Linked DNA regions of Homo sapiens: region 2 is linked to region 1. Evidence: read pairs that join two places in POLR2A ChIA-PET (ENCODE). Cell type or tissue: B cell. All regions are shown on one strand.

The links. ChIA-PET counts read pairs that join two places held together with the same protein. Peaks named below come from ENCODE experiments on the same cell type or tissue, not always from the same donor. Only the 100,000 strongest peaks of a DNase experiment are listed, where the experiment ranks them.
Region 2: POLR2A ChIA-PET joins it to region 1 with 8 read pairs; 1 of 35 experiments calls an interaction of 5 or more read pairs at or near these places.

Annotation. Positions count from the first base shown.
Region 1 is chr11:14,321,857-14,329,856 of GRCh38, reverse strand. All of the region lies in intron 1 of RRAS2 (RAS related 2), which reads left to right. Among named protein-coding and RNA genes, the nearest start is that of RRAS2, 33 kb to the left of the region's middle. RefSeq lists an enhancer at 6,468-6,547. In B cell, no CTCF peak of the experiment used is centred here; DNase peaks (open chromatin) are centred at 2,506, 3,189, 4,646 and 6,375; H3K4me3 peaks cover 4,966 bases; H3K27ac peaks cover 6,966 bases.
Region 2 is chr11:14,590,125-14,598,124 of GRCh38, reverse strand. It overlaps a transcript of PSMA1 not described here. Among named protein-coding and RNA genes, the nearest start is that of PDE3B, 50 kb to the left of the region's middle. In B cell, no CTCF peak of the experiment used is centred here; a DNase peak (open chromatin) is centred at 4,154.

The DNA of each region.
Region 1 (8,000 bases):
CTCAGGTGACTGTCTCACCTTGGCCTCCTGAAGTGCAGGGATTACAGGCATGGGCCACTGTGCCTGGCCCTGTTTTTAATTTCCTAATTTAAAATGTGTCCTTTCATCATGTGAATTTTTATTATATATTTAAAATTTAAGTCTTTGTTGATTTCTGCTTTTTTGTTCTATTTTACTTTTGGCATCATGGCCAGAAATTGGCAAGTTTTAGACATTAGAAAAGGTATGTTTTTGCTGTTTACTGCAGGAATCAGATCCAGGTGTTGAGGGGACCTACAGCTTATATAATTTTGAGGACCCTCTTTAGGAAAGAAAATACAAGATTATGCACATGTGAATATTTGTTTAGAATAAGAAAAGGTATCTGTGTATGCGAGGGGTCTAAAAGCCTAACTTGATTCATTTTGTGTTTGATCTATCTCTGCTTTAAAATATATAATTTTGGCCCCACGTGGTGGCTTGTGCCTGTAATCTTAGCACTTTGGGAAGCTGAGGCGGGTGGATCACTTGAGGTCAGGAGTTTGAGACCAGCCTGACCAACATGGTGAAACCCCATCTTTACTAAAAATACAAAATTAGCTGGGTGTGGGGGCTCATGCCTATAATCCCAGCTACTTGGGAGGCTGAGGCAGGAGAATCCCTTGAACCTGGGAGGCGAAGGGAGGTTGCAGTGAGCTGAGATCGCGCCATTGGACTCCAGCCTGGACAACAGGAGTGAAACTCCATCTCAAAAAAAATATATATATATATGTATATGCGTGTGTGTGTGTGTGTGTGTGTGTGTGTGTATGTATATGTGTGTGTATATACATATATATGTGTGTGTGTATATATATATATATATACACACACACACACACACACACACACATATATATAAAATTTGGTGTATGTGCCGGGCATAGTTGCTCACACTTGTAATCCCAGCACTTTGGGAGGCCGAGGCCGGTGGATCACCTGAGGTTGGCAGTTTGAGACCAGCCTGACCAACATGGAGAAACCCTGTCTCTACTAAAAATACAAAGTTAGCTGGGCATAGTGGCGCATGCCTCTAATCCCAGCTACTGGGGAGGCTGAGCCAGGAGGATTGCTTGAACCCAGAAGGTGGAGGTTGCGGTGAGCAGAGGTCACGCCATTGCACTCCAGTCTGGGCAACAAGAGCGAAACTCTTGTTGAAAAAAAAAAAAATTGGTGTATGTGTATTGCATCTGCATTAATTTTAGTCATTACTTTGTGTCATGTATATATTTTTTACTACTTTACATACTATAGCTGTTTTTCTTCTAGTGTTTCTAAGCTTTTACATTGATTTATACTTTTTTGTTGCCTAAATATTATTTTTACTGTTGCCTAATGGCATCTTAAAATTTTACTATAGCTCTTGCCAAATAAATTTTACCATGTTTGATATTGTTTTTACACGTGTCTTCCTGGCTTGACTAAATTTGCTACATTATTTTTTCTCACTCTTTTTTTTTTTTTTTTTTTTTGAGTTGGAGTTTTGCTCTTCTTGCCCAGGCTGGAGTACAATGGTGCGATCTTGGCTCACTGCAACCTCCACCTCCTGGGTTCAAGTGATTCTCCTGCCTCAGCCTCCCGAGTAGCTGGGATTACAGGCATGCACCACCACACCTGGCTAATTTTGTATTTTTAGTAGAGATGGGTTTCTCCATGTTGGTCAGGCTGGTCTCGAACTCCTGACCTCAGGTGATCCGCCTGCCTCGGCCTCCAAAAGTGCGAGAATTATAGGCATGAGCCACCGCGCCTGGCCATTTTTCTCACTCTTTACTGTTAGCCTTATGTACTTTGTAAGCACTACAGTGGTAGATTTTATTTTTAGAAAATCCTGTCAAGACTTTTTTTTCTCTAATGAAGCCATTTAACTTTGTCACAGCTACATTTGGTCTAAGTTTGGCTTCTTTGTGTTTTTTCCTCCATGCTTTCCTATGTTTGACCTGTGTCTTGTAAGAGACAACATCCATTCTCATTACCTGCCGTATGGAAAGAAGTAAATAAAACCTTTTCATCCTTGAATTTTTTTTCTCTATTGAGTTGTTACAGGTGAGAAGTATATATGAATCTGTGAAGAGTTGTTGGAACCTAATTAAATTATGTACTGCACGTTTTTCTTTTTCCCTAAAGCATTTAGAGTCTGGCTAAATAGGGGAAAATTTATATTGTTTGGGTTATGTTGTGTCAATTTTTATTAAAATTCTGGTAGCAGTCATACAAATAATTTGACTTTCACATGAAATCAAGTGAAGAGAAAGGGGGGTAGAGAAAGATGCTCAGGCAATGTAAGTTTACTAGTACAAATTAAAAGGCAATTTTGTGGGTACTGATAAAATGCTTCTGAAGGTAACATAAATTGCATTTGTTCTTAAACATTTAGGAAGGGCATGGAATTGTTTTTCTTTCTCTCCATCCCCACTTCCTCCCAATGTGTAAGTAGAAAGATTTTTTCCCCTCCTCTTAACTCTGAAGAAGACAACTTCCTTTATTTTGCATTTTTGGGTGGTGGTTATAGTACTTGTTTTGAGGTTTGACCATCCTCTCTTCAGCTATTTTTATTTTTACACACCACTTGAAGTGAGTACACTCAGTGGTATTTTAACTATAATAATCTGTTAAGAAATTCATGTATGCATATTGCATCTTAAAACTGTTGTTTTGATTTAATTTTAATTGGTTTATGCTATGTCTGCTTCATCTTAGTTTTTAAACAAGTGACTACTTAGTTTTCCACAGCAGAACAGAATAGCAAAATCATATTCTTTTTTTTTTTTTTTTTTTTTTGAGACAGAGTCTCGCTCTGTTGCCCAGGCTGGAGTGCAGTGGCGGGATCTCGGCTCACTGCAAGCTCCGCCTCCCGGGTTCACGCCATTCTCCTGCCTCAGCCTGCCAAGTAGCTGGGACTACAGGCGCCCGCCACTACGCCCGGCTAATTTTTTTGTATTTTTAGTAGAGACGGGGTTTCACCGTTTTAGCCGGGATGGTCTCGATCTCCTGACCTCGTGATCCGCCCGCCTCGGCCTCCCAAAGTGCTGGGATTACAGGCGTGAGCCACCGCGCCCGGCCAAAATCATATTCTTAATAGGATTGAAATGTTTACTTTCTTTTTGATGTTATAAGTGATTTAAGATACGACATAGGAGTTTTAACTGCTTGATTGCTCAGTGCCCTGTCCCCTCCCCCTCCCAAATAGAGGACAACATTTTGCTCTTACTGGAACTCTTAATTTTGTCAAGTCAGCTGGTATAAAGATATAGAACTTTTACCCCTTAAAATTCTTTTACTGATTTAACAAATTTCAGAATTGGTGATACTTGTTTATTTTATGTTTGTATATTTACAATCTTTTCTAAAACTTCATTAGCGTTAGAAAGCACATATTTCCTGAAATGTTTTAGTATAACAATTTGTGTAGTTGAGTTTGATATGTGTGATAACTTTTTATTTAAAATAAAATTTAGGCATCATGTAAAATAGTTAACAGTGGCATACTTCCTGGCATAGAAATTCAATATACAAAATGCTAAAAATTACACAATAGCAGCAGCATTTTAAAAGCTATATAACAGTCTAGTTACTTGTTTTAAGCTGTCACTATTTCCGGTTTTGTGAAAAATAAATATAGCATTAGGTACATGCCCTGAGATTTTCAGATTTGCACATATTCTGTGGAAGCCTTCTTTACTACTATTTTTGGATTCCATGCTATGGGATAATAAGGTCACTTTTTAGCACCATTCAAGAATAAAAAACCAAGTTCTCTCAAAGGGGTTCTAGTACACGTCCATGTTTTGCTGAATGCTATTCTGTAATATTCTTAAAAAACATCTTAAATTCAAGGAAGGAGATGAGAGAAGCATAGTGAGATTCCAGACTTGATCCTCCTTCAAAATGCTATCAGTTGCTGCTCATTCCCCAGCCTCTACTGCATTCCACAATTGGACAGTATTTTATGTAATACTTAGAGTTTTTACAAATCAAGTAGAAGATACAATGGAAGAAGACACCCCTTTTAGAATAGCAAACAAAAAGACTACTTCTACACACTTAAAAAATGTGTGTTAAATTTTTTTTTACAGTCTTCCATACAAAATTTTAAAGCAAACATTAAATTTTTTTAAGACAAAGACTTAAACAGAAAAGCATACTATATTTCCAGATCTGAAAATTCAGATTCTTAACAGTGTCAATTCTAATTGTTAATCTACAAACTTAATGCCATTCTAAAATAAAAATATTGAAAGGAAGCCGGGCACGGTGGCTCACGCCTGTAATCCCAGCACTTTGGGAGGCCAAGGCGGGAGGATCACGAGGTCAGGAGATCGAGACCATTCTGGCTAACAAGGTGAAACCCCCTCTCTGCTAAAAATACAAAAAGCCAGGCGTCGTGGCAGGCGCCTGTAGTCCCAGGAGGCTGAGGCAGGAGAATGGCATGAACCCGGGAGGCAGAGCTTGCAGTGAGCCAAGATCGCGCCACTGCACTCCAGCGTGGGCGACAGAGCGAGACTCTGTCTCAAAAAAAAAAAAAAAAAAATACTAAAAGGATTAAAAGAAACTCCCAACAGTACTCTTGCTGAGGTAAGTGCTAGTGCAAGCTCATTTTGTGGTAAGACAAGGTGAATTCAAGTAACTTCTCCAATGACAAAGCTGGGAAGTGGTGAAGCAAGGCTTCACATCAGGGTAAGTTTGAGGGCTCAGATACGATGATAGCTAACATGCAGTAAGTGTTTATATTATTGTGCATTACCATTCCAGGTGAGGTACTATATATTTTCTCAATTAGAATAGCATCTTAATGTAAAACTTGTGAGGCTTTGCTAGGAAGAATCTAGAGATAATACAGGCTGTGCTTAGAGATTTATGAACCCTTTATAATCTCTCCCCTCAATCTCGCTTTTTTCCACATGCATAAACTAGTTATCCCAGCATCACTTTTTGAGTACTGTTCTATGCTTCCCCTATGATCTGCTCTTCTATTTATATATCGAATTTCATTCATGTGGATTTATTTTTAGGCCTTCTGTTTTGTTCCATTTGTCTTTTTTGCCTATTCTTGTGTCATTTCCATTCTAAATTTCGTAGAGGGTAGGATAAGTTTCCCTGCTGTGTTCATTCAAAAATTCATTCAGCACATATATTGGAGACAACTGCTATGTGCCAGGAACTTTTTAGGTGCTGGGAAAATGGCATTGAGCAAAACAAAAAAATTCTCATGACTCTTACACTTATAAACAATTTCTTGGCTATTTTCTTGCTTATAAATTTTAGGTTCAGCTTGTCAAATTCTATGAAAAACCCAGTAATGTTAAAACAAATTTAAATTGGGTCAGTTAAGGGAGCACTGATACCTTGACAATTCTATCCATGAAGAGAATGCTTTTACACTCATATACGTTTTCCTTTTTTTTTTTTTTTTTGGCCTCTGTTTAAAGCTTAATTATTTCTTTCCCTAAAGGTCTAGAATATATTTTTACTAGAGTTAGTCCTGCATATCATATATTTGCTGTTGCTGTTGTAAATGGTGTCTTTTATTTGACTTAAGCTTTCTAATAGCTTTATACAGAAGTGGTATTTTTTTTTGCTGTTTATTTTTTCGACAGGTTGAGGGGACTATGTAGACTTTTATATCCAAATACCTTGCTGAATTCTAATTCCAATAATTATTATGTATATTGTTTCCTGTGCAGATAATCATATCAAATATATTCTTAAAAATTTGTATACCACTTTATTTTCTTATTAAATTAACTAGGACCTCCAATGTAATGTTGAATAAATATGGTAATAGTAGACATACATACTTGTTCTTGATTTTAATGAGTTTCACTGTAAAAAGTGTTGTTTGCTATAGTTTTTTTTTTTTTAAGACAAATGTGACATTTTCTTATCCTTTTTCCATATCTCTTATAGTGTTTTTCTTTAGTCTGTTCATATGGTGAATTATATTTATAATTTTAAAAAAGTCTATATATTCTGTTCCTGAATTTCTGGGACATATTGGTCATAATGTATATTTTTATATACTGTTGGATTCTGGATTCTGTTTGTTAATATTTTGCATATGGACTCTTTTCATGTATGTTTATTAGTGAAATTGGCCTGTAATTTTCATTTTTTAATAATGTTCTTGTCTGGTTTTGGTATCCAGATTATACTGGCCTCATAAAATGACTTGGGGGGTGTATTTCCTCCTTTTCTATTCTCTGGAAGAATTTGTGTGATACTGGATTTACTTGTTTCCTGAAAGTTTGGTAGACCTTGCTTTTACAACTTTTAGACCTAGTTTGTGTGTGTGCCGGTGGGGGGAAGAGGGGGAAGTTTATTTTATTTTTTCTTCCTTTATTAGTCATAGTGCTGTTCAGGCTTTCTGATTATCCTTTTTTTTTTGAGACAGGGTCTCGCTCTGTCACCCAGGTCGGAGTGCAGTGGTGTGATCTCACTTTGCTGCACCATCCACCTCCCAGGCTCAAGCAATCCTCCTACCTTAGCCTTCCAAGCTGTTGGGACTATAGGCGCATGCCGCTATGCTTGGCCTAGTTTTTTTGTTGTTGTTTTGTTTTTGTAGAGATGAAGTCTCACTATGTTGCCCAGGTTGATCTCAAACTCCTGGGCTTAAGTGATCCTCTCATCTCAGCCTCCCAAAGTGTTGGCATTACAGGTGTGAGCCACTGTACCCAGCCTTCTAATTATTCTTGAATCAATTTTGAGTTTGTATTTTTCTAGGCGTATGTCCATTTTGTCTGTGCTTCATATTTATTGCATAAAGTTGTTCATAGTATTCTCTTTTAAATGTCTCCTCTAGCTGTAGTTATGTTCACTATAGTCTGTCCTTTAGTTCTCCTTAGCAGTGTTTGAAGAGATACGCTTTTTAGTCCATCTATTGAATTTTTACCATTAGGTTATATTTTTTATTTCCATAAGTTCTGTGTGTTTCCTCTTAAGATCTTAGTGGTCATTCTTTAACTTTTTATTTTTTAAATTCACATTTGTCTTGATTGGATTGATGGTCATTTTTTATAGCCTCTTGCTCACTTGTTTGTGATTTCATTTATTTTTAACATTTAATCCGGAATCTTGATGGGTATGGCTGATAAAATTTTAACAATGGTTGTTATGTACTTCCCTAATAAGTTCAAGATAAATTAGACTGTGACTACTTTAACACATAGATATAGATCTGGATTGCTGTATTTAGCCAATAACATACGTATTACAGAGGAATTACTTGTTGGATGATTAAGGTTTTCTTAGGTAAATAATTTGGAAAAAATGTTATTTGTGGGAAATATAGGAAGAAAGAAATTAAACATCAAGGAAGAGAAGCAGGAAATGTTGCTAGCTGTGTCTTCCTAGATGGAATGTGTTTGTATAGCATTTGATATTTCTTTGTGTTTTTTTTTTTGAGACAGAGTCTCCTCACATTGTCACCCAGGCTGGAGTGCAGTGACGCTGTCTCAGCTCACTGCAGTCTCAACCTCCTGCACTCAAGTGATCCTCGTAGTTTAGCCTCCCAAGTAGATGGGACTACAGGTGTGCACCACCATGCTGGGCTCATTTTTTTTTTTTTTGTATTTTTGGTAGAGATGGGGTTTCACCATGTTGCCCAGGCTGGTCTCAAATTCCTGAGTCCAAGTGACACACCTGCCCCTGCCTCCCAAAGTGCTAGGATTACAGGTGTGAGCCACTGTGCCCAGCATATTTGATATTTCCTGATAGCAGTTATCACCTATTTTGTTGGGTATATTTGTCTTGACAGTTAGATTGTGATCTCTTTTGGGGCAAACACTTTTATTGGTGGTGTTTTGTTTTTTATACAGTGTCTAGCATAGTAACTGTTAAATAGTATATAGTCAATAGATTTATTATAGCTAGGTAGATGGGATTTTAAAAGTACTAAACAAAGTTCAATTGTAGTTAATTATAATGAACTAATCATTGTCATATGATTACAGTACGAGGAATTATACCAGAAGCCACTAATAACTAGA
Region 2 (8,000 bases), 270 kb before region 1:
ATAACAAACTGTCTCTCAGACCACAGTGCAATCAAATTAGAACTCAGGACTAAGAAAATGACTAAAAACCACACAACTACATGGAAACTGAACAACTTGCTCCTGAGTGACTACTGGGTAAATAACGAAATGAAGGCAAAAATAAAGATGTTTTTTGAAACCAGTGAGAACAAAGACACAACATACCAGAATCTCTGGGACACACTCAAAGCAGTGTGTAGAGGGAAATATATAGCACTAAATGCCCACAAGAGACAGCAGGAGATATCTAAAAACAACACCCTAACATCACAATTAAAAGAACTAGAGAAGCAAGAGCAAACACATTCAAAAGCTAGCAGAAGGCAAGAAATAACTAAGATCAGAGCAGAACTGAAAGAGATAGAGACACAAAAAAACCTTCAAAAAGTCAATGAATCTAGGGGCTGGTTTTTTGAAAAAGATCAACAAAATAGATAGGATAGACCGCTAGCAAGACTAATAAAGAAGAAAAGAGAAGAATCAAATAGATGCAATAAAAAATGATAAAGGGGATATCACCACCAATCCCACAGAAATACAAACTACCATCAGAGAATGCTATAAACACCTCTACGCAAATAAACTAGAAAATCTAGAAGAATTGGATAAATTCCTGGACACATACACCCTCCCAAGACTAAACCAGGAAGAAGTTGAATCTCTGAATAGACCAATAACAGGCTCTGAAATTGAGGCAATAATTAATAGCCTACCAACCAAAAAAAGTCCAGGACCAGATGGATTCACAACCGAATTCTACCAGAGGTACAAGGAAGAGCTGGTACCATTCCTTTTGAAACTATTCCAATCAATAGAAAAAGAGGGAATCCTCCCTAATTCATTTTATGAGGCCAACATCATCTTGATACCAAAGCGTGGCACAGACACAACAAAAAAAGTAATTTTAGACCAATATCCCTGATGAACATCAATGCAAAAATCTTCAATAAAATACTGGCAAACCGAATCCAGCAGCACATCAAAAGGCTTATCCACCATGATCAAGTTGGCTTCATCCCTGGGATGCAAGGCTGGTTCAATATACGCAAATCAATAAACGTACTCCATCACATAAACAGAACCAAGGAGAAAAACCACGTGATTATCTCAATAGATGCAGAAAAGGCCTTCGACAAAATTCAACAGCCCTTCATGCTAAAAACTTTCAATAAACTAGGTATTGATGGAACGTATTTCAAAATAATAAGAGCTATTTATGACAAACCCATAACCAATATCATACTGAATGGGCAAAAACTGGAAGCATTCCCTTTGAAAACTGGCACAAGACAGGGATGCCCTCTCTCACCACTCCTATTCAACATAGCGTTGGAAGTTCTGGCCAGGGCAATCAGTCAAGGGAAAGAAATAAAGGGTATTCAATTAGGAAATGAGGAAGTCAAATTGTACCTGTTTGCAGATGACATGATTGTATATTTAGAAAACCCCATCGTCTCAGCCCAAAATCTCCTTAAGCTGATAAGCAACTTCAGCAAAGTCTCAGGATACAAAATCAATGTGCAAACATCACAAGCATTCCTATACACCATTAAAAGACAAACAGAGAGCCAAATCATGAGTGAACTCCCATTCACAATTGCTACAAAGAGAATAAAATACCTAGCAATCCAACTTACAAGGGACGTGAAGGACCTCTTCAAGGAGAACTACAAACCACTGCTCAAGGAAATAAAAGAGGACACAAGCAAATGGAAGAATATTCCATGTTCATGGATAGGAAGACTCAATATCATGAAAATGGCCATAATGCCCAAAGTAATTTATAGATTCAATGCCATCTCCATCAAGCTACCAATGACGTTCTTCACAGAATTGGAAAAAATTACTTTAAAGTTCATATGGAACCAAAAAAGAGCTCTTATTGCCAAGACAATCCTAAGCCAAAAGAACAAAGCTGGAGGCATCACACTACCTGACTTCAAACTATACTACAAGCCAACAGTAACCAAAACAGCATGGTACTGGTACCAAAACAGAGACATAGACCAATGGAACAGAACAGAGGCTTCAGAAATAATACCACACATCTACAACCATCTGATCTTTGACAAACCTGACAAAAACAAGCAATAGGGAAAGGATTTCTCTATTTCATAAATGGTGCTGGGAAAACTGGCTAGCCATATATAGAAAGCTGAAACTGGATCCCTCCCTTACACCTTATACAAAAATTAATTCAAGATGGATTAAAGACTTAACTGTTAGACCTAAAACCATAAAAACCCTAGAAGAAAACCTAGGCAATACCATTCAGGACATAGGCATGGGCAAGGACTTCATGACTAAAACACCAAAAGCAATGGCAGCAAAAGCCAAAATTGACAAATGAGATCTAATTAAACTCAAGAGCTTCTGCACAGCAAAAGAAACTACCATCAGAGTAACAGTCAACCTACAGAATGGGAGAAAATTTTTACAATCTACCTATCTGACAAAGGGCTAATATCCAGAATCTACAAAGAACTCAAACAAATTTACAAGAAAAAAACATCAAAAAGTGGGTAAAGGATATGAACAGACACTTCTGCAAAGAAGACATCTATGCAGCCAACAGACACATGAAAAAATGCTCATCATCACTGGTCATCAGAGAAATGCAAATCAAAACCACAATGAGATACCATCTCATGCTAGTTAGTATGGCAGTCATTAAAAAGTCAGGAAACAGCAGATGCTGGAGAGGATGTGGAGAAATAATGCTTTTACACCGTTGGTGGGAGTGTAAATTAGTTCAACCATTGTAGAAGACAGTGTGGTGATTCCTCAAGGATCTAGAACTAGAATTACCATTTGACCCAGCAATCCCATTACTGGGTATATACCTCAAGGATTGTAAATAATGCTACTGTAAAGACACATGCACACGTATGTTTATTGTGGCACTATTCACAATAGCAAAGACTTGGAACCAACCCAAATGTCCATCAATGATAGACTGGATTAAGAAAATGTGGCACATATACACCATGGAATACTATGCAGCCATAAAAAAGGATGAGTTCATGTCCTTTGCAGGGACGTGAATGAAGCTGGAAACCATTCTCAGCAAACTGTCATAAGGATAGAAAATCAAACAGTGCGTGTTCTCACCCATAGGTGGGAATTGAACAATGAGATCACTTGGACACAGGGTGGGGAACATCACACATTGGGGCCTGTTGGGGGTTGGGGGCTGGGGGAGGGATAGCATTAGGAGAATTACCTAATGTAAATGATGAGTTGATGAGTGCAGCAAACCAACATGGCACATGTATACCTATGTATCAAACCTGCACGTTGTGAACATGTACCCTAGAAATTAAAGTATAATAAAAAAAAGAAACGTTATGCATTTTTTCAACCCATAAGTAGACCCATATAAGTTACCTTTAACTGTAATATGAATGATAACTAGAAGCTAACATTGTGCTATGGAAAAATAATTCCAAGTAAGTTAAAATGTTGTATTATGGTCAATATATGTGGTAAATCTCTTATTTAAAACACAAGGAAAGACATCTACAATTTTGATTAACAGAAAATCAGATATTCTCATCCCCATTAAATCAATATTGAACACTTATTTACTGAATATTGGGTTAAAGGAGTACGAAATGTTTTTTTGCATGGGAACCTACATGTCTTGGTCTAGACATGATGGAAATGTAAAGCTGAACCCCCCCCTTCCCTGTGCCAACAATTTATCAAGCTTATTAGTATCTTTTACTGCAGAGATGTAGATCTCTCTATTTGGACTTCCCACTGTTGTAGTGCTCCTTCCAAATGCTCACACTCTGACCTGTGTGAACATATGGAGGGGATATGAGGGGTTCTATTTCCTAACTATATCAGTTGAGATGCTTTGGTCACCAGTAACAGAAAAACTTAAGAAAATTGCTTTAATAATAAGAAACATTTATTACTTCACATAAGAAGAAGTCCAGATGAGAATGTAGGTTGGCCAAGGAATGTCATCATGAATCAGGTTCTTTCCATTCTTCAGCTCTGCCATTCTCATTATTAACATTAGCTTTGTCCAACATCTCTTCCTATGTGCCTCTTTTCCATGAAGAGGTAAACCTTTCCTAGAAGTCCCCAGGCAGACTTGCCTTTATGTCTCACTGACCACAACTGCGTAAGGCAACCTATTCATTCCTACAGCATTTACTGGTGAGGGGAGCAATTGGCTTAGGGAAGCACAGGCTAAGGGCCTGAGGGTGAATTACAAGGCAAGATACAGTGTTCTGTTAGAAAAGAGGAAGAAAGAGAATGAATTTTGAGTAAACAACACCAATGTCTACTCACCCACTGGAGATTTACATGCCAAAATTAACTTTCTGCTGCCTTACCCAGGACCACATACTGAATAGTCACAGATTTTGCTGAAAGAAAGCCGATCTTTGTGCCTTTCTCTTATTAGGACCACACATTAGGGCTGGCGCTCTCTCTCTCTCTCTCTCTCTCTCTCTCTCTCTCTCTCTCTCTCTCTCATTTTTCCTCCTCTATTACTTTCTTTGACAGTAACCCCGGAATGTCTTTGCTTTTCCATTCAGCAGACCTCTCTTCCTTCTTCCCACCATGGCTCTTAGGCATGTTAGGTGACATGCCTTGAATTACAATGAAGTTATGTTAGACCTGTAAAGAAAGCTCTAACAACTTCCAAGTCAAAAGGGCTAGAACCTTATGGAAGCATTTTCAAAAGTATATCCATAAAATTCTAGGAACTTCCCACAAAGAAGAAGCTTCTGTGGTCAGGTAAATTTGGGCAGCGTTGTAGATGCTTTCCTTCTCTTGCAGATTGTAGATATACAAGGCTCTCAGAAGTCTTCAGTTACGTAAACTAACTCAGAATGAGTCCTGGAATCAAAATGCCTGTGTTCAAATCTGGGCTCTGCCACTTTCTAGCTATGTAAGCTCTTTAAAGCTCTGTTTTCTCATTTGAGATAAGGGAATTCTATGGTACTATTTAATTGGGGTTGCTATGAGAAGTGGGTGAGATAATTCATCTGAGGCTTTCAACACAGTGTTTTGTACATTCACTCATTTAACAATTATTGTGTCAAGGGCCCAGGTCTCAAGGAGCCTACATTCTAATGGAGGAGGGAGGAGGAAGACAATAAGCAAGTAAATAAATAGAATAATTTCAGATAATGACAAGTAATATGAGAAAAGTAAAACATAATGATATTATAAAGCACAACTAGGATGAGAAGGGCTGTTTTAGATAGGAGGATTAGGAAAGGCATTTCTGAGGAAGGCATTTTATCTGAGACCTGAGATATGAGGAGACTGGAATTATTTATCCATTTATTCAGTCATTCATTCAAAAAATGTTTATTGAGTACTTACTGTATACCACAAATTGTTTTAGGCACCAGGGATAAAGCAAGAAACAAAATTCTACAAGAATATCTGCCCTGGCCGGGCACAGTGACTCATGCCTGTAATCCCAGCACTTTGGGAGGCCCAGGCGGGCGGATCACAAGGTCAGGAGGTTGAGACCATCCTGGCTAACACGGTGAAACCCCGTCTCTACTAAAAATACAAAAAATTAGCAGGGTGTGGTGGCGGGCGCCTGTAGTCCCAGCTACTTGGGACGCTGAGGCAGGAGAATGGCGTGAAACCAGGAGGTGGAGCTTGCAGTGAGCAGAGATTGCACCACTGCACTCCAGCCTGGGGAGCAAAGCGAGACTCCATCTAAAAAAAAAATATATATATATATATATAGAGAGAGAGAGAGAGAGAGAGACTGTGTCAGAGTTGAGACGGGGTCGATGAGGCTGACCCCAGCGGGTAGAAGGGACGAGGAGGAGCGAGCAGCGGAAGGTCCTGGTGTGTCCGGAATTGGTGGGTTCTTGGTCTCACTGACTTCAAGAATGAAGCCGCGGACCCTCGCGGTGAGTGTTACAGCTGTTAAGGTGGCGCGTCTGGAGTTTGTTCCTTCTGATGTTCAGATGATGTGTTCAGAGTTTCTTCCTTGTGGCGGGTTCGTGGTCTCACTGGCTCAGGAGTGAAGCTGCAGACCTTCGCAGTGAGTGTTACAGCTCTTAAGGCAGCATGTCTGGAGTTGTTCCTTCCTCCCGGTGGGCTCATGGTCTCGCTGGGCTCAGGAGTGAAGCTGCAGATCTTCGCAGTGAGTGTTACAGCTCATAAAAGCAGCGTGGACCTAAAGAGTGAGCAGTAGCAAGATTTATTGCAAAGACCAAAAGAACAAACCTTCCACAGTGTGGAAGGGGACCCGAGCGGGTTGCCACTGCTGGCTGGGGCAGCCTGCTTTTATTCTCTTATCTGGCCCCACCCACATCCTGCTGATTGGTAGAGCCAAGTGGCCTGTTTTAACAGGGCGCTGATTGGTGCCTTTACAATCCCTGAGCTAGATACAAAGGTTCTCCACCTCCCCATCAGATTAGTTAGATACAGAGTATGGACACACAGGTTCTCCGAGGCCCCAGAGCAGCTAGATACAGAGTGTCGATTGGTGCACTCACAAACCCTGAGCTAGACACAGGGTGCTGATTGGTATGTTTACAATCCCTGAGCTAGATATAAAGACTCTCCAAGGCCCCGCCAGACTCAGGAACCCAGCTGGCTTCACCCAGTGAATCCCACACTGGGGCTGCAGGTGGAACTGCCTGCCAGTCCCAGTGCCGTGCGCCCACACTCCTCAGCCCTTGGGTGGTCAATGGGACTGGGCGCCCTGGAGCAGGGGGCGGCACTCATCGGGGAGGCTCCAGCTGCCCAGGAACCCACAGAGTGGGTGGGAGGCTCAGGCATGGCGGGCTGCAGGTCCTGAGCCCTGCCCCTCGGGAAGCCAGCTAAGGTTGGGTGAGAAATTGAGCGTAGCGCCGGTGGGCTGGCACTGCTGGGGGACCCAGAGTACACCCTCTGCAGCCACTGGCCTGGGTGCCAAGTCCCTCACTGCCCAGGGCCGGCAGGGCCGGCCGGCTGCTCCGAGTGCAGGCCCACCAAGCCCATGCCCACCTGGAACTCCAGCTGGCCCGCAAGCGCTGCACGCAGCCCCGGTTCCCGCTCGCGCCTCTCCCTCCACTGCAAGCTGAGGGAGCCGGCTCTGGCCTTGCCCAGCCCAGAAAGGGGCTCCCACAGTGCAGTGGTGGGCTGAAGGGCTCCTCAAGTGCCGCTAAAGTGGGAGCCCAGGCAGAGGAGGCGCCTAGAGCGAGCGAGAACTGTGAGGACTGCCAGCACACTGTCACCTCTCACTGGGGTGTCCGCCATATAAAGTCGTTTGAGGTAACCATTGCCTAATTGTGAGTCTGTGAGAGAAGATGTGAAGTATGGCCTCGTCCCGGTCATCTGGGCGTGCGGGTCTCGGGTTTTGATCTTGCGTTTGTGTAGTTTTAACTTCTAGCCATGGCAAACGATCCCAGGGGAGCACAGACTGGACCCCGCTACGATCTCTCTTGGAGTGGATCAGACTGATGATCACCAACAACCAACTCATTCCCAGATAAGGAAGAAGAGAGTGTTACCCATTTCAATGTGGTTTCAACCCCACTTCTACATCTTAAAGACATTGTATTTTTTCAGCAGTGATGCCCCTGTTCATTAGTCCCACTGATGTTTTCATTCCTCATCTCATCTTTTTCTTAGCAGCATTCAATGAATCCTTCATTCTAGAAACACTCTGTTTTTTTGGTTTTCATGAGACCATTCTCACCTTGTTTTGTCCTGTGACTCTTTTGAAAACTAACAAACAAACAAAAAAAACCCTGTTTTTCTTTTTAAGTTCTGGTAAAAAACACAAAATGAAAATTTGCTATCTTAACCGTGTTGAATGTGCAGTTAGTAAAGTACATTCACATTGTGGTGCAAGCCATCACCACCATCCATCACTAGAACTCTTTTCATCTTGCAGATCTGAAACTCTACCCATTAAATAACTTCCCATCTTCCCATCCCCACAACTCCTAGCAACCAACATTCTACTTTCTCTATCAGTTTGACTACTCTAGGTACCTCAT